2 separate regions of the Homo sapiens genome follow, and region 2 is linked to region 1. The links are chromatin loops, found by intact Hi-C in ENCODE. Cell type or tissue: A673. All regions are shown on one strand. Each heading gives the region's core, and the rest is flanking DNA. Links, peaks and the distances in the headings are about the cores only. Region 1 overlaps CCDC171 (coiled-coil domain containing 171). Region 2 overlaps BNC2 (basonuclin zinc finger protein 2).

Region 1 (8,000 bases), core at 1-8,000:
TTCATTTCCTTTTGATGTATACCCAGAAGTAGGATTGCTGGATCATATGGTAGTTCTATTTTTATTTTTTGAGGAAATTCCATACTGTTTTCCATAATAGCTATACCAATTTACATTTCCACCAATAGTGCACAAAGGTTCGCTTTTCTCTACATCCTTGCCAACACTTGTTGTCTTTTGACTTTCTGGTAATAGCCATCCTAACAGTTGTGATGTGATATCTCATTGTGGTTTTGATTTTCATTTCCCTAATGGTTAGCGGTGTTGAACACCTTTTTACTTATTGGCCACTTGCATGTGTTCTTTGGAAAAATGTCTTTTTAGGTCCTTTGCCCATTTTTTAAAAAAGTTATTGTGTTGTATGAGTTCCTTATATATTTTGGATATTAAACTCCTTACTGGATATACAGTTTATAAATAGTTTTTCCTATTCCACAAGTTGCCTTTCCATTTTGTTGTTTCCTTTGTTTTATGGCATTAGGTCTTTCTAACATTGTGTACTCCATTTTGAGTTGATTATTGTGCATGTTGTAAGACCAAGGTCCAATTTCATTCTTTTGCATGTGGATATCCTAAATAAAATATTTTTAAAACTGTGATTTTGATAATTCCAAGTTTAAATAAGAGGGAAAAGAATTAGGATCTCTGTTGGAATAACTTTTAGTTCTCTTCTTCAATTCAAATACATGTATATAATGAAAACATATATTTGAGTATTTGAGAGTAATAACAGTCTGTTTAACAAATGTAAGGCATCTGTGGAATTATTACAAGAAATTATCATTGTACTTAGCTTTAGACTGATTTACTGCATCTTCCTTAATCCTTAAGTTGCATATTCATTGCTGTATTTTCTTCTAACTGCTGTCACTTAAGTTGTCATGCAGAATAGGGCAAATCGGGGTCAGTTTATATAAGCGGCATCAATTTGAAGAACTTCATCAGTCTTCATTTCAAGGCATTATGCAAAGAAAACTGACATTAAGAGAGCCTTAACTGACAGCAAATGAAATCAATCAGCAAATCACTAAGCCATAATAAACTCACTCATTTGTAGATAACCCTTCCTTTTCCAGGTCTTCACCTAGGCAGTCCATCAAACACTGTTTTTTGTCCAAGTAGCTAAAATGAATAGCAATTCTGGTTATAGCACTTGAAAGTTCAACTGCTCACAGGCTTCGTTCTCTCAATAATAAGTATTAAAAGATATAATAGTTCTAGTTATATTTAAAAAGTGGCCTTAAAATGAACAAAAAGATAAAGCATCAAGTTTAGAATTTAGTTTTTGCCTCTTAACATTAATGACAAAGAAATTATGTTCACATCATGTCAGCAGCTTTTCTACTTAGGGCCACCTAGAACTCAGAGTTGTAACAAAAAACAAAATTCTGTACTGTACTTTGATACGTTTTGTCATTTTTGTTTTTTACTAATTGCATCTCAAACATTTCACATAAAAGCAAATACTGTCACCACTTGAGTTGGAATTTGAAATCATCCCAAAATTAAATGATGAAAAGGTGACAAAATGTTTCAAAATATGGAAACAGTAGTAATGTTTGCATTACTTTATATGATTATTTAAATAGTAGTATATGGCATGAATTTACCACCTGGGTCTTGGCAATGGCTGTATACTTAACTGGAAGGAAACACTAAAGTTGTTGAACATATTATTTTTTTGAAGGCACATGTTGAACAGGTCATCAATCAAAAACCTCCAAAAGTCAAAACACTAAAACCTTTCTCAATATAGTTGGGTCACCGTTCCTGACCTTAGGCCTTTTATAGTTCAGTCCAACTTAGCTTTTACTAATATAGCATTTTTTAATGTGAAAATCACCTTCACATGCACATTATCTCATCTGATCTCCCTACAGTCCTGTGAGCAAAAGCAAGACTGGCGTCACTGTCACCTTTTACAGATGAGGGAACAGTGGCTCTGTGCTGTTGAGTGACTTACCGAGGTGGTTAAATTACAGGGCCAGAACTTCAATCCAGGCATTCTGACTCTCCACACAAGCTTTTTCTAATACTACCTTGCTGACTCCTTCCCCAGAAAATGAAATTATTTCAACTTTTCCAAATACTATGCTGTTAAGAAAATAATTCCCATTCTAATCAACATAACTCAATGACATACAGTAAATTGCACAGACTTATGGTTGCCAATTTCCATATAATCTGATTTACTTTCTTGTCTTTTAAAGGGGTAAAAATATTAACCTGAAATTGAAAACTAAGCAATCTATATATACCTGACCAAGGGATGTTTATATGGCAAATATTTAAAGAAAAATTATTTCAAAAACATTTATTAGTGCGATTTAATTTTCTAAGTTCTTTCATACATGTTATAGGATCCTCATAATCACCCAAAGATGCACCAGACCAGGTAATATCACCTCCATTTTACTGATGAGGAAACTGACATGCTGGAAGAATTCAGGGTCAAGGGGTCACAGAAAATAGTGATTCTAGGATAGAACTCCAGTAGCACTGGAATTCTATCCAGTGCTACCACAAGAATTGTAATACATACTCATCCTTCACAAGAAAAGACAATGTTGTATTCCACATACACACAAAAAGAAAACAATTGTATAAAATAATGAGAATCCCTGCTACTGGTGTAATTTGTGTCTACAGGGGGAAGGATTTCAACTGCTTTATTGCCAGTCCTACTACTTTCTAGCAAAGTTGCATAACTGCTTCAACCTTCTGTAATACTGATTCTGCTATGATTTTATTTCCTTCCTAATTATTTTTTCCTATTAAGAAAAGGAATAATAAACAACAAAACTAGAAAAATGAATTTATAAATCTACCTTGTTTTTAAAGAAGTCCTACCAGATTTTCCTTAATCTCAGTTCAGATCAGTTATACCAGATCATTCCCGCAAGGTATATAATTCATACATACATTAAGCTGAATTAAGGAGTACAAAGTTATAAGATTCTTTAAAACTGTAGCAGAAGCTTTACACGGATGCAATTACTTGCCCTTAAATGTCATCTTGTCCTTTTTAAAAGGCAAAGAGAGATAAAAATCTCAACAAGAAAAAACAAGAAACAAACACACTGGTCTGAAATACAACCCAGGATGCAAGATGTAAGATATCTCATCTGCTAGTATTAAAAAGAAAACTTTATAGAACTCCTTCTACCTATCAGAAGGAGTTGAGAGACAGAAGGCACTACCTTAGTGTGCAAGACTATGTTTTAATAATGGATATACAGAAAATACCTTATTACAATAAATCTTTTAAAATAAAAGAGCCAGCCATGGTGGCTAATGCCGGTAATCCCAATACTTTGGGAGGCTGAGATGGAAGGATAGCTTGAGGCCAGGAGTTTCAGACCAGTCTGGGCAGCATAGCGAGACTGTGTTTCTACAAAAAAATTTAAAAATAAAATATTATCTACAAAAAATTAAAAATATTACCTGGGTATGGTGGTGCGCACCTGTGGTCCTAGGTACTCAGCAGGCTGAGGCAGGAAGATTGCTTGAGCCCTGGCATTTGAGACTGCAGTGAGCTATGATCACACCACTGCACTCTAACCTGAGCAACAGAGGAAGATCCTGTCTCAAAAGAAAAGGAAGGGGAGGGGAGGGGAGGAAGGAAGGAAGGAAGGAAGGAAGGCAGGCAGGCAGGCTGGCTTTTATCGGCTGGTAAAATATCTGAACAAAAAGAGTATAATTTTATATTTTTACCCTCAAGATTCTGTCCTAAAAATCTGATGCATCCCCCCTCCACCACCATCAAACAAACAAATAAAAAACCTAGAAATCAGACAACAGGCACAGAAAGAGAAGGAGGAATAATGGGAGAAAAGGATGGTGAAAAGACTTATGGGATAATACGAAAACTGCTCTAGTAATAGCTGATACGCAAAGCTAATTATCAAGCAGTTTTCCCAGTCATGAAACACTAAAATCTTAGGAGAAGATACAGATTGAGGATGACAAGGCATAACTCACAATGACTATAACCGACGTTTAAATGCTATTTATACTGATATTGAATTAAAACTAAGATCACTATTGTTATCTCACTTTGCAACAAGCCCTTAAAATAAGTTTTTCCAAACACTGGGGAAACACTCCAGGACACTGATCTGGGCAAAGATTTTCTTTTTAAGACTTTAAAAACACAGACAACCAAGCCAAAAATAGAAAAATGGGATTACATCAAGTTAAAAAGCTTCTGCACAGCAAAGGAAGCAATCAACAAAGTGAAGAGACAACCCACAGCATGGGAGAATACACTCGCAAATCGTCCATCTGACAAGGGATTAACAACCAGAATATGCAAGGAGCTCAAACAACTCAATAGCAAAATAACAAATAATTTAATTTAAAAGTGGCAAAAAGATCTGAATAGATATTTCTCAAAAGAAAACATACAAATGGTCAACAGTATATGAAAAGAATACTCAACATCATTAACTATCACAGAAATGCAAATCAAAACCACAATGAGCTATCATCTCACCCCGGTTAAAATTTATATTAAAAAGACAGGCAATAATGGATGCCAGTAAAAATATGGAGAAAGGAGAATCCTCGCACACTATTAGGGAGAATGTATATTAGTAAGGCACTATGGAGAACAGTATGGAGTTTCCTCAAAAAACTAAAAATAGAACTACCACATGATCCAGTAACTCCACTACTGGGTATGTGTACAAAAGAAAGAAATACATCACAAGGCATCTGTACTCCTATTTTTACTGCAGCATTATTCACAACAGCCAAAATGTGGAACCAGCCTAAGTGGCCGTTAATAAATGAATAAAGAAAATGCGATATAGATATACACAATGAATTAGGAATGAAATCTTATCATTTGCAGCAACACAGATAGAACTGCAGGTCATTAAATGAAATAAGCCAAGCACAGAAAGACAAATATTGCATGTTCTGACTCATATGTGGGAGCTAAAAAGGTGACTCTCATGAAGATATATAGATTGGTGGTTACCAGAGGCCAGGAAGGGTAGTGGTTGAGAAGGGGATGAAGAGAAGTTGATTAATGGGTACAAATATATGGTGTGATAGAAATAATAAGACCTAGTGTTAGATCAGTAGGGTAACTACAGTTTACAATAATCTATTTTGTATTTTTAAATAGCTAGAAGAATTTGAATGGTTCTAATATAAAGAAAAGACAAATATTTAAGGTGATGGATCTATATCCCAAGCACACTGATTTGAACTTTACAAATTATATGAATGTATTAAATTATCACATGTACCCTAAAACCATGTACATCTATTATGCATCAAATTTCTTAATGAGAAAAAGAAACAAAAAGAGAAAAATAATAAGTTCTTCTACGCACCTTAGTATTTCATTTCTTGTAATACTTTGTTTTGTTTAGCATTGCTTAGGGCTCTACTCAGGAAATTTTGAAGAAATTTTAGTTCTACTTGTGCAATATGAAATCTTCAGAGTAGAATTCTAAAATTTCAAGTACCAAGTAGCAAACTCTTCCTACTGTCAACAACAACCGAAAAAAGCACCAAATTCACTACTTCTTATATTCACATTCAAGTTAGGCCCCATATCTAGGACATTTAGATTGCTCATTGGCACAATTTACATTCTGAAGAACTAGAGTCTATACCTGTCAAGTAGCTAGATGAGACAAAGGATGGTATTTTTCCATCAAATTCGTTTATTCTCAGATGAACTATATGACTTTGCCAGCTAATTGTATTTCCCTAACAAATAGCTCTTCTCTGGGTAGTATTTACAAACCTTTGAAGAAGGTGACATTCCAACATTATTTTCGATTCCACAACCCAATTAAAAAATTATTTAATATTTTTCAATGTAAAAGATATTTTTATTTTGGGCTGGGTGTGGTGGCTCATGTCTGTAATCCCAGCACTTTGGGAGGCTGAGGCGGGTGAATCACTTGAGGTCAGGAGTTCGAGACCAGCCTGGCCAACACGGTGAAACCTCGTCTCTGCTAAAATTACAAAAAAAAAAAAAAAAAAAAACAATTAGGCGGGCATGGTGGCACATGCCTGCAGTCCCAGCTACTCAGGAGTCTGAGGCAGGAAATTCGCTTGAACCCGGTTGCGGGAGGTTGGAATGAGCCGAGATCACGTCACTGCACTCCAGCCTGGGCAACAGAGAGACTCCGTCTCAAAAAAAAAAAAAGAGAGAGAGAGAGAATTGGAAGTGACAGATATGTTCATTAGCATGATTTAATTATTGCACATTGTATTCATAAGCCATAAGATCACTCTGTACCATGTAAATATACACAACTACAATTTATCAATTGGCAAGTAAAAAATGTAAAAGAATAAAGAGAATTGCACAAACTCCTATAGACAACAACTTTGGATAATCCAAAATCTTTTTGATAACTTACTATTAAAATGATGTCACTTACCAATTCCAATAATCTCAAACATTCAAAGCACAGTCATGGACTTAGAAAGCAATGAAAAAGAAAATCTGTGAGACAAGCAGCTGCCACAAAATGTATCCTCTTTACTTCACCAAGGAGAATCTCTTAGACTAAAACTTAGCAACTCTGTGTAAAATAAGGACCTAGTAAGAATGGATGTCTGCAAATTCAGGGAAGACCAAAATTATAAAAAGAGGAAAAAACTTTCTTCTATTATCAGAAATTAAAGAACCACACTTTAAAAAGAAAATTAAAGGGCTAATAGAAGTCTTGCAGGGGGTAAAGTGGAACCATCTTATCTTTTTCAGGGGCAATTGGAGAATGTGTATTAAAAGCCTTAGAGTACACATAATATTTGATGCAATCATTCTACTAATTTATTCCAGGGGAAAAAAGAGAATAATGAAAAAATGTATGCAAGAGGATAGTAATTACCACCTTATTCATAATAACCAAAAACTCAAAATAACTTCAAATATCCATCAACAGAAAACTGACAAAATATACTGTGGTAGAGCCATGTAGCAGAGCACAACTCAGGCATCAAAAATAATTACATAAATCTGTAATTACTGACAAGAAAGATATGTTATTAGGTTTAAAAAACAATGCACACAAATAGTATGGCCCAAGAGAAGTTGGTTAAAGAGTACAAAAATAGTTAGCTAGAAGGTATAAGTTCTAATATTCAATAGTATAATAGGGAAATTATAATTAACAATAATTTATTGTATATTTCAAAATAGCTAAAAGAGAAGAATTGTAATATGCCCAACATAAAGAAAAGCATTCGAGGGGACAGATAACCAAATTACCCTGATTGATCATTGCACATTGTATATAGGTATCAAAATATCACATGTGCCTCCAAAACATGTACAACTATTACATACCAATAAAAAGGAAAAAAAGTGAAAAAAACTGTATGGCCCAATTGTTGTTTAAATATATATAGGTGTATTAAATATAAATAATATGTGCATGTGAGTTTGTATTTATGGCTAAAAAATAACTTGAAGAATATATACCAAAATGTTAACATTGGTTGTGTCTGAATGGCAGAATTTCAAATGATTTTTTTTAACTTTTATTTTAGGTTTAGAGGTAAATATGCAGGCTTGTTATATAGGTAAACTCATGTCACAATGGTTTGTTGTACAGATTACTTTGTCACCCAGGTACTAAGCCTAGTTCTCAATAGTTATTTTTTCTGATCCTCTCCCTTCTCCCACACCCTCCAGACTCAAGGCCCCAATTGTTCCCCTCTTTGTGTCCATGTGTTCTCATCATTTAGCTCCCACTTACAAGAACATGTGGTGTTTGGTTTTCTGTTCCCGTGTTAGATTGCTGAGGATGATCGCCTCCAGCTTTATCCATGTTCCCACAAAAAACATGATCTCGTTCTTTTTATGGTTGTATAGTATTCCATGGTGTATATGTACCACATTTTCTTTATCCATTCTACCATGGATGGACATTTAGGTTGAGTCCATGTTTTGCTATTGTGACTAGTGCTACAGTGAACATATGCCTGCATGTGTCTTTATGGTAGAACAATTTGTTTTCCTTTGG
Region 2 (17,580 bases), core at 4,895-12,894, 730 kb before region 1:
GTATTCCAACAAAGGCTTTCAGTGAGCCAGGATGTGTGGCTTAGTTTCACCATCATTTTGGTAAAAATACATGTATTAAACAGATACTGAATTTCTGACTTGCATTTAATCTTCTCCTCCTGTTTTATGTTTTCTTTCTTTGATTCAGACAGCAAACTGATTCAAATCTTCAGTATAACCTATAAAACCAAAGGTTTATTAATATTAGGGTACCCAGAGAATAAAGTTGTTCATCGTTTTTTAACAGTAGAGAAATAAAAATAATAAGGTTTTTTTAGTATATAATTAAGCACTTAAATTGTCACCTGAAATTGTTGTTCTTTACATGCGTTTCCCTTAGCCCTTTGTAATTACCTAACACTGCCAGTTAGCGCCAGTTGTGGGAGCAACAGGCTTCTAAAAATACCCTCCTCCTGGCCTGGCCACCCACCTAAGAACCATGTGAAGAGGTGTTTTGTGAATTATCAGAAAGTTAGGTATAACTGATGCAATCTGTGCAGCTATTTCTGTCAAAAATTGTGCCTCCAAGAGGGATCAGCTACATTATATCTTGTAATTTCAGATACACTTTCTTGGATTTAGTGGAAAAACCTTCTCTGAGGCTTTGGTAACCTTCTGACCAAATGGATTGCAATCAAGTGTACCTGTGATAGTGAGCTTGAATTCACAAAACAAGCAACTCGATTCATTGCTTTGTTAATCCACATCCACTTAAGGCATAGATATTCTTTATTTGATACGTCATCTTGGTTTATTCATCATGATTAGTAAGTTTGTCTACATTAAAAATATTACACAAATCCTGAAAAATTTTAGTCTAAAAGTCATCAGAGGGAGCTATAGGTTCTTAAATTAATTGACTAATGAATAAAACCTATTTTCCTATTGGGTGTTCTTCACTGCTTCTTTTAGAGTGGGCGCAGATGAAAATGAATCATGGAGTTTAGGAATGAAAGTGTGAAAAGTAACTAGATAAAATTTTATAATTTGGGGAGCTATAAAATTTAGAATCCATTTCCTTGATTTTCATCCCTCTCATTTGGAAATGATGAAGCTCAGGAGGTTAAGAAGACCACGGTCATCACAACCAACAAGAGATTGAAATGGACAAGAATCCTAGTGTCCAGACCAGTACTGTGCAATAGAAATAATTCTGCAAGCCACATATGCAATTTAAAATTTTCTAGTAGCCACACTACAAAAGTAAAAAGAAACAGGTGAAATTGATTTTAATAATGTATTTCATTTGACCCAGTATATCAAAAATTATGATTTCCATGTATAATAAATATAAAAAATATATAATCAATATGAGTGTTTATCGAGACATTTTCTTTTCTTTTTTCATTCTGAGCCTTCAAAATTCAGTGTATTTTACACTTTCAGCACATCTCAACTTGGACTAGCCACATTTCACGTGGTCAATACCCACATGTGGCTAGTGGCTACCATATTGGATGGCTTAGGTCTAGACACCAGTCCAATTTTCTTTCCACCACAGCAGTGTAGTAGCTTTTAAAGGGTTGACTTGGATTTTCAAAGTCTTATTTTGGTTAATTTAGGAGACCTGGTGTCTTTGATATACAAGTGAAAAAGTAACTGAAACCTTATATAAGTCGTTATAATAGAAGCACATTGCTCTAGAATCATCTTTCTCATTAACATTTTTGATTCCTTGGCAAATGCTTAGTAATACTTCAAGTAAATATTTTCAAGTTACTTGTAGACTTTTTTCCTTCGTCACTTTACTCCCTGTGAAGCCATACTGTCTCAGTTTTGCTAACCACAGACACATTACAGGCAGTGTTGTGGGAGAAGAAAAAGTTTCCCTCTGTTTCTCCTTTTGGAGGTTGAAGGCAGTATACCCTGGTGCTGCCCTGGACTGAGGCTGTCCACCATCTGTGTAAGGAATTCACAATCCCAGACAAAAGAAATTGGCAAAGTCTTCCCTCTGTCTGCTCTCCAGATCCTCAAGATAGCCATAAAACACCTGGACAAAATCAGCAGGTGATGGCAAGGGAAAAAGAATGATCAGTCACAGGCGTTGTTGAATCCTTTGAACATTACTTACGGCCTGGACATTGCTGTCACCAGGCTCAATTTGATCTTGGGTGAGTTTTCTGGAAGAGCTTTATTCCCTGGCTCTGTGACAACAGCGGAACCAGATAACATTGTGGATAGAGGAGAGAAGTGGAAAGTCGAGGTTTCCCTGCCTTAAGGTATAGCAGTTCCAGGTGGTGTTACCTCTGTGTGTGTAAGAACATCCTACAGAAATAAGTCATATCACCAGATGCATAAAGTGTGCTATTTAGATCAGTGTTCTTACTGTAATCCTGCTCAAGGAGTTTAAATATTCACTCATCTACTTATAGTTTATAAATTGTTTTCAGAATGATCAGCATTGTTCATATGCTGAATTTTAAAATGTAGTTTAAAATCTGTTTTCTGCACTTAACACTGAAAAAAGGGAGTTGGCACTATGGTATTTATAGGCTTTTACAAATCTTTTCTTATGGTGGCTCTACATAAGAAACTTTGCTACATACTCATTTTGTGTCACATGGTTTGCTTCCATATCTTTTGTTTTGATGCTGTATGTAGAAGTTTCAGTAGCTACTAAGTCATCATTTGGGTTGTCTGAAATTTTTATAATGATATCAGATGGTGGCAGAATTGCATATCATGAAGTCTGGTAGTGAAGGGGCACATTTTTAATGGATCAGGAATTTAGCCATGAAGAAATAACACTTTTGCCAGTAAAAGCTCCGAGCAAAGTCCGTTAGCTGTTGCCTCTTTGTCAGTCAGTAAGAGAGTTTAATACAGTGGTATTTAGCTTTCTTTGCTGCTGCCAGTTTTAAGGGTCATATTTTAGCTCTGATCTTTATTTCCAGTGAGAGGGCTAAACCAAAGCAGAAGCAGCACTATTTAACTCGGAATTCAGAATGATTTTTTCTCTCCCTTTGGCTCTGTCTACAAATGTAGCCCTTTTTCATATCAATGGCGTCAAGCTTCATTGAATTTAGCTCTGTCTTGTTAAGTACATTAATGCTGTGTTCTGTCATTCATTACATGAGAATTAGTTGTCTATTACAAAGTGGGGGTTTTTGTTTGGAGCCTGATCTTCACGGGAAGAAGGCCATACGTGGCTTAATTTCCTGAGTGCATTGAATGCTGGACTTATTTTTCTGTGACTTGTATGTCCACTGAAAGCATCATGCAAAATGTTGATTCTACCGTTGGGAGGCCCACTGTATTTTAAGCAAGGAAACTTAAAAGAGAAGAACACTTACCACCTTTCTTTTTTAAAATCCCCTTTCCCCCATGCATTTTGTCACATTTTTCAGTGATCTATACAGTGCCCTTAGAGTGTGTTACAGAAAGTGTTAATATCTTAGAGCAGCAGTAATAATAATCCTTTTACTCAGGGTAATCATGTGCTAATCCTCTGGTAAGTCAAAAGTATTAGATCATTTGAAATTCATTGTGTCAGCTCAGTTGAAATAACTGGTATGGTGCTATAAACATTTAGAGAAAGGGAGTCTTTGAACCCAAATAATAATGTCAAATAGTTTGTTAGTGTTACATGTTCATGTTTAAGGGTTTCATAAGCTCAACCCATGGACAAGAGCATTTCAGTTTACATCAGTGTGTAATATATTATTTTAACTGAAGGTTTATTTTTATTTTGTTATTTGGGGAAAGTTTCTTTTCCTCTGGCACTTGTGGACTGGATTTTTATGGTACAGTTTTCACTCTGCAATCACAGGAAGCCTGCTGTGCCAGAAGGGTGCTTTTTGGTATTTTTTTTTTGTTTTTTGTTTTTAAAGAAAACTATTTTTGTTTTTCTAAAGCATTATGTTGGGTTTGAATTTTCTCCTTGCTCCCTTCTTTCGTATTCTTGAGAAAAACATTGATGGTGTACATATTTATTTTTCTGTGAATATTTTAACCAGGAATTTTGGCTTCATGTTTCCCTTTTCCTCCTGAACAGAGTCACCTCTTCCTTGGAATTTTTATAATTTTCTTGAATTATTCTCTTTCCCTCTCTCACTCTAAGTCCCCAGGGGATAGAGAGCCCTTAGATTCTTGGTTTTAGTGATCTTTGCACCCAGCATACCTTAGGTGTTCAATAAAGAATGCTTTGAATTGCTTCACTTATAGAAATGCTGGTAAATTTGGTGACTTAGCTAAAGTTGTTCCCATGTCAGAAAATGAATATTTTTGGTGACAAATCATTTTCATTTCTTCTTTCCTGAAAGTCGTTTGAGTTTTAGAAGGGCGCCTTTTCTTAGAGCTTCAGGACTGTTTGAGCTGCAACTGTTGTCCTCCACCTTTATGAAACCACTCAGCTGTTGACAAAGCCGGTGTTAGAGCTTCAGAGAGCACCAGCACAATTAATTGGTTTTCTGAGAATGCATAACTTAACTTAAGTAATTGTGCAATCAAGGCTCATGTGGAAAGGATGAGTATCTGTCCTTTCTGGACCTCTTGTTATCACTCCTTGTTTCCACCTGATCTTTGATTCATAGTTTTGGAGAACTTGTAGATTCTTTTATCCTAGGGTATATTAAGTACTGTAATGTGAAGTCCTACTCCTCTTTTTTGAAGATGAAATTTACAGATCTTGCTGCTGATTGCATTCTGTAAATAAAGGGAGAGCTCTGAACATGATGTTTGATGTTGTGTCCCTAGTCCGTGGCCATGCTCGATATAGCTTTCTTCCTCCTGGCGTCCTCCCGTGAACAGATTCTGGTAATGAGAAGGTTCATCATCTAAAAAGCAGTCCACAGGATAGCTTTCTCTATGCTGTTATAGAATGAACTGAAATCTACGTAGAATAGCTCTAGAGCTAAAATTGGGTAGAGAGAAGAGGTGTTAAATGCAACCTGAACATTTTTTTTCAGGGATAACCCAGCTCAGAGAATAAGGTGTCCAGATGATCTGGTTTAAGTCACAGAGCCAGTGTAGCCAACCAGTCCCCAAGGCACTGGCCTCACTGAGAGGGTAGCTGGCGTTCCATTGGGTATGGGATCAGGGATTATTGATGGCATTGTTACAGGTCTGTCAGTGAGGGCACGTAGAATAGGTAGCCCCGAAAGTTGCTTTTAGTCACCGTAAAGTGGCGCTCCATTTTAGAGTTCAGTCCAGGCATGGCTTTACTGCCATTGCTGGGAAAGTACAGCATGTCACAGTGGCAGAGAACATGGACTGTGGAGCCAGGCTGCTTAGGTTTGAATCCTGTTTCCACCACTTGTACTGTCTCTGTGATACTGGACAGGTTTCTGAAGTGTCTGGGCACCCAAGTTCATCATCAGTGAAATGGGATAATACCTACTTCCTGCATAGCTGAAGTTAATTGTGAGGATTTAATGAATGTATGGTGCCTAGAACAGTGCCTGAAACATAATAAATGCTGCATACATGTTTATGTAGTAAAATAAAACTGGGTGCTGAGAGCTGCTGATGCTTCAGAAAACCATTAGTGAAACCTAACCCCTGGAACCTGACCCTTCATTAAGGCCCCAAGGTTTTACTAAACTTTGTGCCTGCCACAAAAACCATACTTATATGTGCCTTGTATAGAAGCTCCTATAGATAATCGTGGTTTTTTTTTTTTTTTTTCCTCCATCTGTACGTAAAATTTGGAGGAGCTGGCTCTACAGGGCTTTGTGGGGATTCTCTTGGGTGACAGTGTAGCTGAGGAAACTCTACTTTGAACTAAAAATAGGGCCATTTTCATAATTCTTTTCATATTCCGCTTTGTTTTCTTTGGGTGATACATTCTTTATCAGGTATAATTTGTCATAGAATGATGTTTTCAATTGTATTTTTTCGTAACCAAAGTGATTAATTTTCAATTTACATGTGGCTAAGAAGATATATCTGATAATCAAGTTTAGTTCAAAAGTAGGTTTTTTTGTTTGTTTGTTTGTTCTATAAGAAGTACCTCATTTTGATTGCAGGGCCACGGTTAAAGTGGACTTGACAGTAAACTGAAATTTACGTTTATCGATGATGATCATGACCCCATATCAATTTCTGTGTTCTCAAATGCATTATATGGTTGTCTGAATAGTTACTCCAGATTGCCAACACTGTGATTTAAGCCTTTCACAAATTACCTGTTGTAATTCACAAAACTGGGTTTCATATTATCTGTGGCAACTATTTTTTTTAAAGATTCCTCAAAGATGTAATAATACTTGCACAAGTGGTGGCAACTAGGACAGAATGGTTCAAAACAAGAGGAAAGAACATACTATGAAATGCTATAGAGAGCCACCTACGAAATTCCCACGTGTCAGTAGAACTTCCTTCCTTCCTTCCTTTCTTCCTTCCTTCCTTCCTTCCTTCCTTCCCTCCTTCCTCCCCTCCCCTCCCATCCCTGTCTTCCTGCCCTCCTTCCTTTCCCCCTTTCTTCCTTTCTTTCATTCATTAATTTTTAATTTTTTTTTTTTTTTGAGAGAGGATCTCACTCTGTTGCCCAGGCTGGAGTGAAGTGCCACAATCTCAGCTCCCTGTAGCCTTGATCTCCTGGGCTCAAGTAGAGATTCTCCTGCCTCAGCCTCCCAAGTTGCTGAGACCATGGGGCTGGCTAATTTAAAAAATTTTTTTTGTAGAGACAGGGTCTTGCAATATTGCCCACACTGGTCTTGAACTCCTGGGCTCAAGTGATCCACCTGCCTGGGCTTCCCAAAGTGCTGGGATTACAGGTGTGAGCTACCATGTCTGGCCTCTTTTATTTTATTTTATTTTGCGAGACAGGGTCTCTCTCCGTCACCCAGGCTGGAGTGCAGTGGTGTGATCATGGCTCACTGCAGTCTCAACATCCGAGGCTCAAGCAATCCTGCTGCCTCAGCCTCCCAAGGAGCTGGGACTATAGGTATGCACTACCAGGCCCACCTAATTTATTTATTTTTTATTATGTAGAGACAGTGTCTTACTTTGTTGCCCAGGCTGATCTCCAACTCCTGGACTCAAATGATCCTCCCACCCCAGCCTCCCAAAGTGCTGAGATTATAGGTGTGAGCTACCATGCCTGGCCCGGAACATTTTCAATATGGTTATGGAAACATTATCAACTGGACACAGTTGCTTGATTTCTCAGCTTAATTGGAGTTATCTTGATGTAATGGAATTGAACAAATGTGACCATTGAGCTCTCAGACTTGGTTTTGAATTCCACTTTTTCCATTGACCAGCTATGAGGCCTTAGTCAAGTTCCTTAATCTCCTTGACCCTTAGTCTCCTTATCTGTAAAATGGCGATATAATAGTACCAATCATGCTCAATTGTCATGAAAATTAAATTAATTCATGCATGTGAAGTATTTACATTATAGAGGAAGAAAAATTTATTTTCCTTCCACTCGTCTAAGTTCTTGGCTGCTAACTCTGTAACAAAAGACAAATTAACAAAGAAAAGCATACAAATTTATTTAATATAAATTTTATGTGACACATTTCCTTCATAAGGAAATGAAGACTTGAGGAAACAATTAAAGCTGAATGTTTTTATAGGTTCGATGAAGAATGGACAGTCCTGGAAAAATGTGATAAGACAAAAAAGAGTATGTGCTAAGAGTAGTAAACCGAAGGAAACGTAGCAAGGCCTTCTTATTTAGATTCCTTTTGATGTCCTTCCATTTTCAGATATACAGTTGCTTTTTTCCTCTGGGTTTTGGGAAGGGCACCTCTCACATGACGATCTTATGGCCTGCTTCTGGGGAAAAGGATGGGGAAATGTCAGAGAGTCCTTGCATATATCATCTCTCAAAACTCTTAATCTTAAATATTCAGTATGTCAAGGTGCCATATTTTGGGGTAGCATGTCCTGAGCTCCATCAACATTAATGTAAAAATATTTAGCCTAATGCCTGGCACATATCAAGAGCTTAAGAAATGCTGACTCTAAAATTATGACATCTAGGAAGATGTGGGGCAGAATTGTAAACTTACCTGCTAAATTACCTATGAGCTGCCCACCATTCGTTAATTATGGCAATAATAATGGGTTTATCATGCTGTATCCTCACTCTTGCAAGCAGTGTTCCTTGTGCTTAGCAGTAAATGTTGCCTAATTTGGGGCATGCTGGTGTGTCTGCAGACTGTTCTTGTATGTGGAAAGGTAACTGGCCTGCTTGGCTTTTTTTTTTTTTTTTTTTTTTTTTTTTTTTTTTTTTTTTTTTTTTAAAGAGACAGAGTCTCACTCTGTCATCCAAGCTGGAATACAGTGGCCCGATGACAGCTAACTGCAGCCTTGACCTCCAGAGATCAAGTAATCTTTCCACCTCGACTTCCCAAGTAGTTGGGGCCACAGGCATGTGCCACCACACCCAGCTATTTTATTTTTATTTTTATTTTTTTGTAGAGACAGGGCTTCCCTGTGTTGCCAAGGCTGGTCTTGAATTCCTGAGCTCAAGGGATCCTCCTGCCTCAGCCTCTCAAAGTGCTGGAATTACAGGCATGAGCCACCACTCCTGGCCATTTTTTTTAACTTCATGCATGTAGCTCTTCCATATCACCTTACTGTATAAAAGGGAACAATACCCCAGAAACCTTTCTTTTAAATAGTACCTGGAAACTCTAACCTTGCTTTCTTTTTATTTAGAGAAAAGGTGCATTTTACCATGATAGTGAAGGCATTTACATGGATTAGATGGAGTTTTTTGGATTTTTTTTTTTTTCAAGAAAAGGTTTTTCCAAGTGGTTTTGTTGGCTTTTAAAACAAAAGCAATCACAGTAAACTGAATCTGTTTCTCTTTTGAAGCATACATGTGTTGATTGCTAACTCTGTGCTAGGTACTGTCTTGGATTTTGGAGGCTGTGATGAGTAAGACCCCCATCCTTGCTAATAAGGTCTTTATGACAGTAATATTATAGAAAGATTTCTAAGTTTTGGCCAATGGCCAACTATTTCTACTAGAAGTTCTTCCGTAGATCTCAGGGTGTACCCCTACGTCTGTTGCTTTTGTATTTTTTCTTCAGGCTTGTGACAGTGAAATTTAACATTTTTGGGTTTCAATCCCAAGCGTTAATTTCTGGTTAATTTCATTCCCAAGTGTTAATATATAGGACATGCTGTAATTTGGTTTTGAGCCTTGTTTCATTAGGTTTGGCTCCAAGGACACACAAACCAGAAAACAACTTATTTTCATTCCTTTCTTTTGTGGCTGTTATCCATATGGTACTGCTCATCTCCCTCTTGTGACTGTTACCTTTCTTTTGTAATCGAGTTGTCTCATGATGTCATCGAGGCAATTAATTGAAAATACACTGCCTGTCTGGAATCAGAGACAACTCAGAAAATTTTGCAGTCTTCCATGACATGCCCAGTGACAGCTGTGCTTGTCACTATTTCTTCTGGGAAATCCCAGGGAATTGTCATAGTCTGCTGTCCTGGTTACCCAGGATTTCTCACTTAAAGCTGAATTGGTGGTTGGATTCAAGGATGCAGGGGCGCCCAAATTATGGTAAGAGGTCTAAGAGGCTCCTCCTTACATTTACCTGTTGTCACTCAGGAAAAGTAGCAGGGGGATCTTCTTGCGCACAATCTCAGTAATTGAAAAATGAAGGTAGTAGCTGATCTCCTTTTCAGAAAAGGTACAGGTGTTGGCGTTTGTTATAAATACCTATTCTGAGAAGCCTGCACAGCAGTAATGGGGAATACTCCATAACCTGCTGTCCCCAGTGATTTTCAATAACATGTGGCATTTGGGGCCACCTTTCCTTTTGACTTTGTCTTTTACATTTAAAATTTATTAAAGCAACATTTTTCTGGGTTGCAAGCACAAAATGGATTTTTTTCCTAGAAGTTTTGCATATTTCTTGTTATTTCTTTAACACAGTACGTTTTCCTTCCCTTGTGTGATCTGCATTTTAAAATTGGAAAAGTACACTGGGTATTTGCTTATTCAAACTGGCACAATAGGCATACAGGCTCTAATAATTAGTCATATGCTTGGAAATTGTCAGTGTTCCCCATGGTTCACAAATTTAAAATAAAACTCACTGCTATCTTTTATTTTGATCCAGTTGATTTTTCAGACTACCTTTCTAACCTTATGGTCCTAGGTATTCTCCTTGCTATAACTCATATGTTCTTTGAACAAGCCCCATGCTGCTTTACCTCCGTACCATTGGCAGTACTTGTCCATCTTCTTGGATGATCTTCTTTCCCCATCTTGGCTTGTTGAAATCACTTAAATAGGTTTGTCATAAGTGATGATGGTCCAGCACTGAGCTAGGAGATATGTGTGGGTGCCAAGTAAAACAAGACATGGTCTCTGACCTTGAGGACCTTTGAGTCCAGTGCCTCTTGAAAGCCTATCCATCTTCCAAACCACTTCCTTCACTAAGCTTTTTCTCATTACCTCAATAGAAGTAGTCTGTCTCCCCTGAACCCTAAAGCATTTTGTTTATGCCTGTCTTGTCACATTGATCACATTCCACTTTATAGTATAGTTATTTGTGGTCAGGTTTATCTCCCTACTCAGTTGTAAATTCCTCAAGGACATATTTATGTTTACATGTCAGGGTTTAGAATTCTGTTTTCTACATAGTAGGTATTTGATAAATATTTATTGAATTGATGGGGCCACAAGAATAAAAATCCATGCTAAGAATTGGTGAGGGGATCTTGTCATATAATATTTTGTATTTCTTATTCAGTACAGTTAAGGGAATTTAATTTTCAAATTCTACTCTAATAAAAGGATGGAAAATGGAAATATGAATGCCTAGTTCTCTAAGTTTGGTATGAGAAAGTGGCTGGGGAAGGGGTGGGTGTGTGAGACTGTTTCATGTGTACAGTATTGTATCATGAGGCAGATACTTAATTTCAGGAAACAGCCTAATGAATATGAACACTTGGAAAATTAGTTGCCCATTCTATTAATTGTTTATTTGTGAATGAAAGGGGCTAGTCAGGCTGGAGGATTGCATGGTTTCTGGAAGTCGGTATACTAAACTATCTCCAGATGTGGGGAGAAAGAAAGACGTCCACATTTTATTGCATATAACACTTTGTTGCACAATTCACAATTTGAGCTTAGAGGTTTTTTTTTTTTGCTTCTGTTTTCTAGTTATTTATTTTAGTGTTAGATCTCTGTTCTCTCTTCTACCTCTTACAAATTAACTAATAGAATAATTTAAAGGAAACATTTAGTAATGTGCTTTTATTGAAGTTAGGTGGTCTAGTTAGAAGAAAGAGACTAGGTTATTTTTATATGGAGGAATATTTGTTCTTCCTCGAGTTATTTATTTTGTTTGGAGACATTTATATGATAAATTTACTTGTATATGAATTTTCAAAAATTTTGTTAAATCAAGAATTGTTCCTTTACTCTGCAGGTAGAATATTTTAAAATTGAGCTTAATCATTATTCCAGAGAATTTGATAAACACATTTAGTGAAACTTGGATGGCATAGCCTTACAAGCTGGTCTTACAAGTTATTATTTTCATGGCTGAATGCTAACAGACTGCATGTCTTGCTTTATCAGAGTGTAAAGTGAGACCTTTTTTTTACCTTGAATTTTTTTGTTGTTGTTCTTTATGCAATCATTTAAACAATAGCTCTGGCATCACTTGATTGTGCTATTAGCCTCACCTTTTCAGCAACAAGTATTCTAAATTCCTATCTTGGGAGCTGCTTGGGAACCTGGATTTTTGTATGATAACCAGTCAAAAAATAACATAAGATTGATGTCCAGGGTTGGATTTTTATGTGTCATTTAAAAATGGCATTTGTGCCACAGTTCACTTTACAGCCGTTTTCCAGATAATTCAAAATACTAGAAAAATCCATCTGGTCCTTTAGAAAACTATCCTGGAGCCCTTCCCTTCATGTGCAGGTTATAGAAAAAACTCTGGCTGGATGGATGCTTTGGTGACTAATTTAAAGTATCTGGCAGGACGATTGATAGCGCCTTTCCTTTGTGTTGTAACAAATATATTTCGGCTGCAGTTTATTAACATAATTCAGCACAACCACAGACATATTGTACATATTAAAGCATAGAATTAGAACCATTTTTTGCACATCACAGTCTTCTCTTGCTTGTACTTTTTTTTTGACAAGGATCTGGATAATTGCTTCAACAAATGAACTGCTGTGTTCAGTCTGTTTCTATAATTTCATAAATTGTTTTCATGCTAAAACCAAGCAAGCTTTCACTGAGTTAATATAAAGAACCGCAGTGTAATTACAGGAGCTGTATTATTAAAAAGTATGACAGCAGTGGCAGCCTAAGTGACAGCTACTTTCTCCTTGCTTTATCATGACAAATTAAAAAACTCTTTTAAGTGCCAGGGAGCAACAGAATTTGCTATATACACGTCATCTTGAAAATGGGTATGCACTCATGACTAATTATTTTAAGTGTGTGTATGATGTTGTACCCCTGGAAAGACTCCATGTACCTAATGATCTTCTGAGTGTTGCGTTTCTTCAACTGTGAAGCAAGGAAAGGTGAAATACCATGTATGAGAATGAGAGTTAAGTTACCACAGGGTAGATGACATTTTAAAAGCAGATAGGAGTTTTTTAAGATCTACTTTGTATTTTCTTCACTGATTGCGTTTAAATTCTGTTGGGCCAACTGATCAGAGACTACCTATCTCTGTTTCAATTCATAGACCCTTATAACCCTGATAAATTATAGTAATTTAAATATTTTGTCAGTTTATCATTCCTTCAAACTTGTATCTGTAGTCTGCTTTCTTGTCATACATACATTGTTGGGAACCTCGGATTCCTTCTGGGGGTATTTAAGGAAAGATGTTACTCACTGGCCGTTCCTTTCAAGTTTTACTGAATTTAATTATAGTGGTGCATCTGGCAGGCATGAAAACCATTAGATGAGCAAAGGGGGCTCCCAAATGCCACTCTATGAGCATAATTTAAAATGCTTCGGATTCAGCAATCCTCCTTCAGTTGCGTTATTAGGTACATTGCCTTGTACTGTTATCCTTCTGGTTGTGGTTACATGGTGCGCCCAGTTTTTGCCACCCCTTTTCCCTTCCCTCATCACTGCATTGTGTGATATCTATATTATGTTGCTGGGCCTTTCCTTTAGAATTTGTGGAAATAATGGTATATTTATCCATAATATGGATGAGATACAAATGATTTGGTATTAAGGGACATAAGTGATTTGCCTTCTTAAGAGCTTGTGATTATCAGACAGAAGATGGCAGAGAAGAATAAGAGCAAAACAAAGCCAAACCTGTTTCTTCTATTGTCAATTCAGTCAAAATGGAGGATACTAAGAGACAGGAGTCCTGAGAGGAGGGGGTACCAAGGGAAAGGTAAGAAGGGCAGGTAAGGGATTCAAGACCTACTGGAGACAAGGGGGAAGAGCAACAGTTTTGTCAAAAAGAAAAAGATCAGTGATCTTTCTGGAAGTCCAGCAGAGAAGACCTTTCTTGAGATTAGTTTAAATTAAGAACTAGAATAGAAATATGTCCCATAGATAAATTCCATAAAGCACACTCCTGGGATTCTGCTGTCCAGGTACCTGAATAGTTTGTAGCCATCTTCTACATACCTTTATTACCTGTAACATAAGGAAGCATAGGAGATACAAGGATGAAGTTCGGTCTTCTCCTTAGCAGGCTGGACACAGTTTTAGCAGTTATTTCTATATGCTCATATTTAGCTTGTTTTCCAGCTGAGCTCCAATTTTTGTTGTCCTGGAGCAGCTCAAGCTTTCACCTTTGGGCCTGTAGATTCCTATCTCAGTTCACCTCCATGAAGCAAGACTAGGTTGGTGCGCCTTCTCTTCATATCATAACACCCTATGGTTTCCCCCCCTCTATTGGAAATTGCTTATTTACTTTCCTTGCAGCTCAAGCTTCTTGAGGATACTGTGGGTTTTATACTATGTATACAATCCCCAGCACAGAGTAGGCATTCACAAAATACTTGTTGTAGTAATGATTTCATGTCTGAGACTTTTGTTATAAAAGCTCTCTGAGCCTTTGAAAAGTGGCTCCGAAAGGTCCCCTGGGGTGCACTTTTCTCTAGGCAATCAGTGATCAGAGTTAGCCAAGCCTGCTGTATCCCCTTTCATTCAAACAGCCCATGTTGCGCATCTTTCACAAGGCTGTGTTCTAGGTGCTAAAGAAACACAGAAAAATCCCAAGATCCCTTCCTGTACAGGAGACTGAACTTAGGTTGGCAAGGTATGATGTTTAGGAACCTTAAGTACATAATAAAAACATTATAAAATATGGAAACCTAGAGCTTTGAAGAAATGTTGAGCATATTGAAACTTATGCATGTAATGGAAGAGGAAGTGGAGTTTGACTTTTGCCTATTTCAAGTTTGCATGCTTCTGCCGGGCTTTGGAAACAGTACCTCTATTTTTCAGATCTCACTGACTCCCTGTCAGGTTATCTTTTCATGACATCAACTTATCTATTAAGTAATTAGGGCATATTTTAACATGTAAAGTGTATGTCTGGGAGCCATATATTTTGGAAATGTACAGTGTGCACCTGTGGTCCCAGGTACTTGGGAGGCTGAGGCAGGAAGATCCCTTGAGCCCAGGAGTTCAAGGCTGCAGTGAGCTATGATCTTGCCACTGAGTCCAGCCTGAGTGACACAACAAGAGTCTATCTCTTTAAAACAAAATTTAAAAAATTGATTATTTTTAAATGCTTATTTTGTCTAAGAATTAATAATCATAATAAACTTTTTTTTTCTTTTAGTTTTAAGGAGCAGGGAGTTTAATAGACAAGAAAGAAGGGGGAAGAAAGAAAAAAGAAGCTCCCCTGTACAGAGACAGAGGGAGGGGGAAGAAACGTTTTTATTTACCATTTACTCTGTGTCTATCACTGTGCTTAGCTTTTTAAGCAAAATATTTCTAATGTGTACAAAATTGCTGTGTGAAAAGTAGTACCATTCAGTTGTTACAAGTGAGGAATTGGGGTCTCAGGGAAAATAAATAACTTAAAAATAGGAAGTAGGAAGTACCCCTAAGGAATCTTTTTCTGCTCATGGAAAGTAGAGGATAAGGGTAGATTTAGTTAATCACAAGCTTTCTACTCTTTTTGAGCCTGCCCTCCCCTGACGTAAATTTGATGTCTCAAATTTCTTGAAGGCTTTATTTAAACAGTGCTTTGTGGTCCCTTCTGGCAGTGTGACTGATGCTTGTACCATGGGGGTTTTTGGATACCTGGAACTCCATATTGGTCATAAGAGTAAATTGGGGATCCTGGGAACCCTGTCTTACTCTTTAAAAACTGTGTTCACACATTAATGTTTCAGGAGAGTCAAATTTATTTTGCCTGTTTTGTGTTTTTAAAAAAGAGATCAATTTTGTTAATCTATAAGTTAGGTCACTAGAGTTGGAACTACAGTATTAAGGGGCCTTCCATCTGGAAGTCTTAACTGCCTAGACAGGGTAGGAAAACATCACCTTAGATTTCAAAAAGACTTAAAATGAACCTCATCTGAAAATGAAAGCATCCGTGTAGCATATACAAATACATTAGCACACTATGCTATGTTCAAGTAGAGTTGTTAATTTCTCTGTGTATTATTTTAAACAAGATTGGTAAAGTAGGAAAACCAAAACTTTTTTTGCTTTGAAAATTTATTCTGTAAGAATATAATAAAATTGTTTACTTACCCTAAAGTGTAGCCGTTATCAAAACTCTTTCCTTTAGACGTGTTTAGTTTAACCACCTGCCTAAAGGACCACTGAGTTTGAATTGTTACAGCCAAGTTTACAAGTGTGGACTTGGTCCTGTGTTTCTTTTAAATGCCACTTCATAAGACCACCCCTTTTTTTCTACATTCCCTAATTATTTTCTCCGTCTCTCCTTGTTGTCTGTTTTTTTCTTTCTCTGAGGTTTTGCATTACTTTTATCAAAACGAATCCCCTTTTTAAAACTGGATACCACAGCGCACTGTGGCTCACGCACTTTGGGAGGCCAAGACAGAATGATTGCCTGAGCACAGGAGTTTGAGATCAGCCTGGGCAACATGGTGAGACTCTGTTTCTATAAATTTTTTTTTTTTTTAAAGTCAGCCAAGTGTGGTGGCACACTCCTGTGGTTCCAGCTACTTGGGAGGCTGAGACAGGAAGATCGCCCGAGCCCAGGAGGTTGAGGCTGCAGTGAGCTGTGGTCACACCACTGCACTCCAGCCTGGGTGACAGAGTGAGACCCTGCCTCAATAAATGTGTTAGTCCGTTTAGAAGCAAGTCACACATTATGTGGATGGCCGCAGGCCAAAGGAGCTTGTGCAGATAAATTCCTGTTTTTAAAAACCATCAGATCGCCGGCCAGGCGTGGTGGCTCACACCTCTAATCCCAGCACGTTGGGAGGCCCAGGTGAGTGGATCACCTGAAGTCAGGTGTTTGAGACCAGCCTGGCCAACGTGGCGAAACCTCGTCTCTGCTAAAAATACAAAAGTTAGCTGGGCATGGTGGCGGGAGCCTATAATCCCAGCTACTCGGGAGGCTGAGGCTGGAGAATTGCTTGAGGCTGGGGCTGGAGAATTGCTTGAACGTTGTGGGGTGGAGGTTGCAGTGAGCTGAGATTGCGCCACTTCACTCCAGCCTGGGTGAAAGAGTGAAACTCCGTCCCCCTACCCACAAAAAAAAAAAAGCTATCAGATCTTGTGAGACCCATTCACTGTCAAGAGAATAGCATGGGAAAGACCTGCCCTGATGATTCAGCCATCTCCCATGGGTCTGTCCCACAACATGTGGGAATTATGGGAGCTACAAGATGAGATTTGGTTGGGGACACAGAGCCAAACCATATAAATAAATTAATAAATAAAATTGAATGCCTATATATTTCTCCCCTCTAATCCATTCCTCAGAGTCTCTGACAGAGTGAACTTTTTTCTTTATTATTAACTTTTAAAGCTAATCCTTTAAAAAATATTTTTTCTATTCTCTCAAGTTTTTGTCTTTTATACATGTTTGAATTAAGTCATTGTTCTAAATATACATGTAAGCTGGTTTATAAATACTATAATTACTTCTCTTACTTAGGACTCAAATGTTGCTCATAATTGAAATTGTAAGCCCTTATTTTCTGTTCTAGCAGCAGGCACTCTAAATGGCTTGTTTAAAAAAAGTTCTTGACTGGGCGCCATGGGTCACGCCTGTAATCCCAGCACTTTGGGAGGCCAAGGTGAGTGGGTCACTTGAGGCCAGGGGTTTGAAAAGGTTAGCCAGGCATGGTGGTGTGCACCTGTAGTCCCAGCTACTTGGGAGGCTGAGGTGGGAGGATCACCTGAGCCTGGGAGGGTTAAGGTTACAGTGAACCGTGGTTGTGCCACTATGCTCCAGCCTGGGTGACAGAACGGGACCATGTCTCAAAAAAAAAAAAAAAAAAAAAAGAATTCTTGAAAGGTTGGACTCTTTATTAGTTATCACTAATTATATCACAGACTCTGAACTCTAAGAATGCTTGTTTTCATGGCTCTGGTCTCTGTTGTGCTGTAATAAACTTCCATTTCATATTTTCTGAAGTTGTCACTTTGAGTTCTTTCTTTGGCAATAAGAAAAGCTTCCATTCAGTCCATCTTAAATGTGGAAAACAGTTTTATGTAGC

Evidence for each region. Peaks named below come from ENCODE experiments on the same cell type or tissue, not always from the same donor. Only the 100,000 strongest peaks of a DNase experiment are listed, where the experiment ranks them.
Region 2: it touches region 1 in a loop (7-fold over the local background); 3 of 110 quality-filtered maps call a loop at or near these places.

Annotation. Positions count from the first base shown.
Region 1 is chr9:15,878,636-15,886,635 of GRCh38, reverse strand. All of the region lies in intron 24 of CCDC171 (coiled-coil domain containing 171), which reads right to left. Among named protein-coding and RNA genes, the nearest start is that of CCDC171, 330 kb to the right of the region's middle. In A673, for the core only: no CTCF peak of the experiment used is centred there; DNase peaks (open chromatin) are centred at 3,565, 4,215 and 4,575; H3K4me3 peaks cover 3,994 bases; H3K27ac peaks cover 6,781 bases.
Region 2 is chr9:16,605,570-16,623,149 of GRCh38, reverse strand. The region is part of intron 3 of BNC2 (basonuclin zinc finger protein 2); the gene reads left to right. Among named protein-coding and RNA genes, the nearest start is that of BNC2-AS1, 110 kb to the left of the region's middle. In A673, for the core only: no CTCF peak of the experiment used is centred there; no DNase peak of the experiment used is centred there.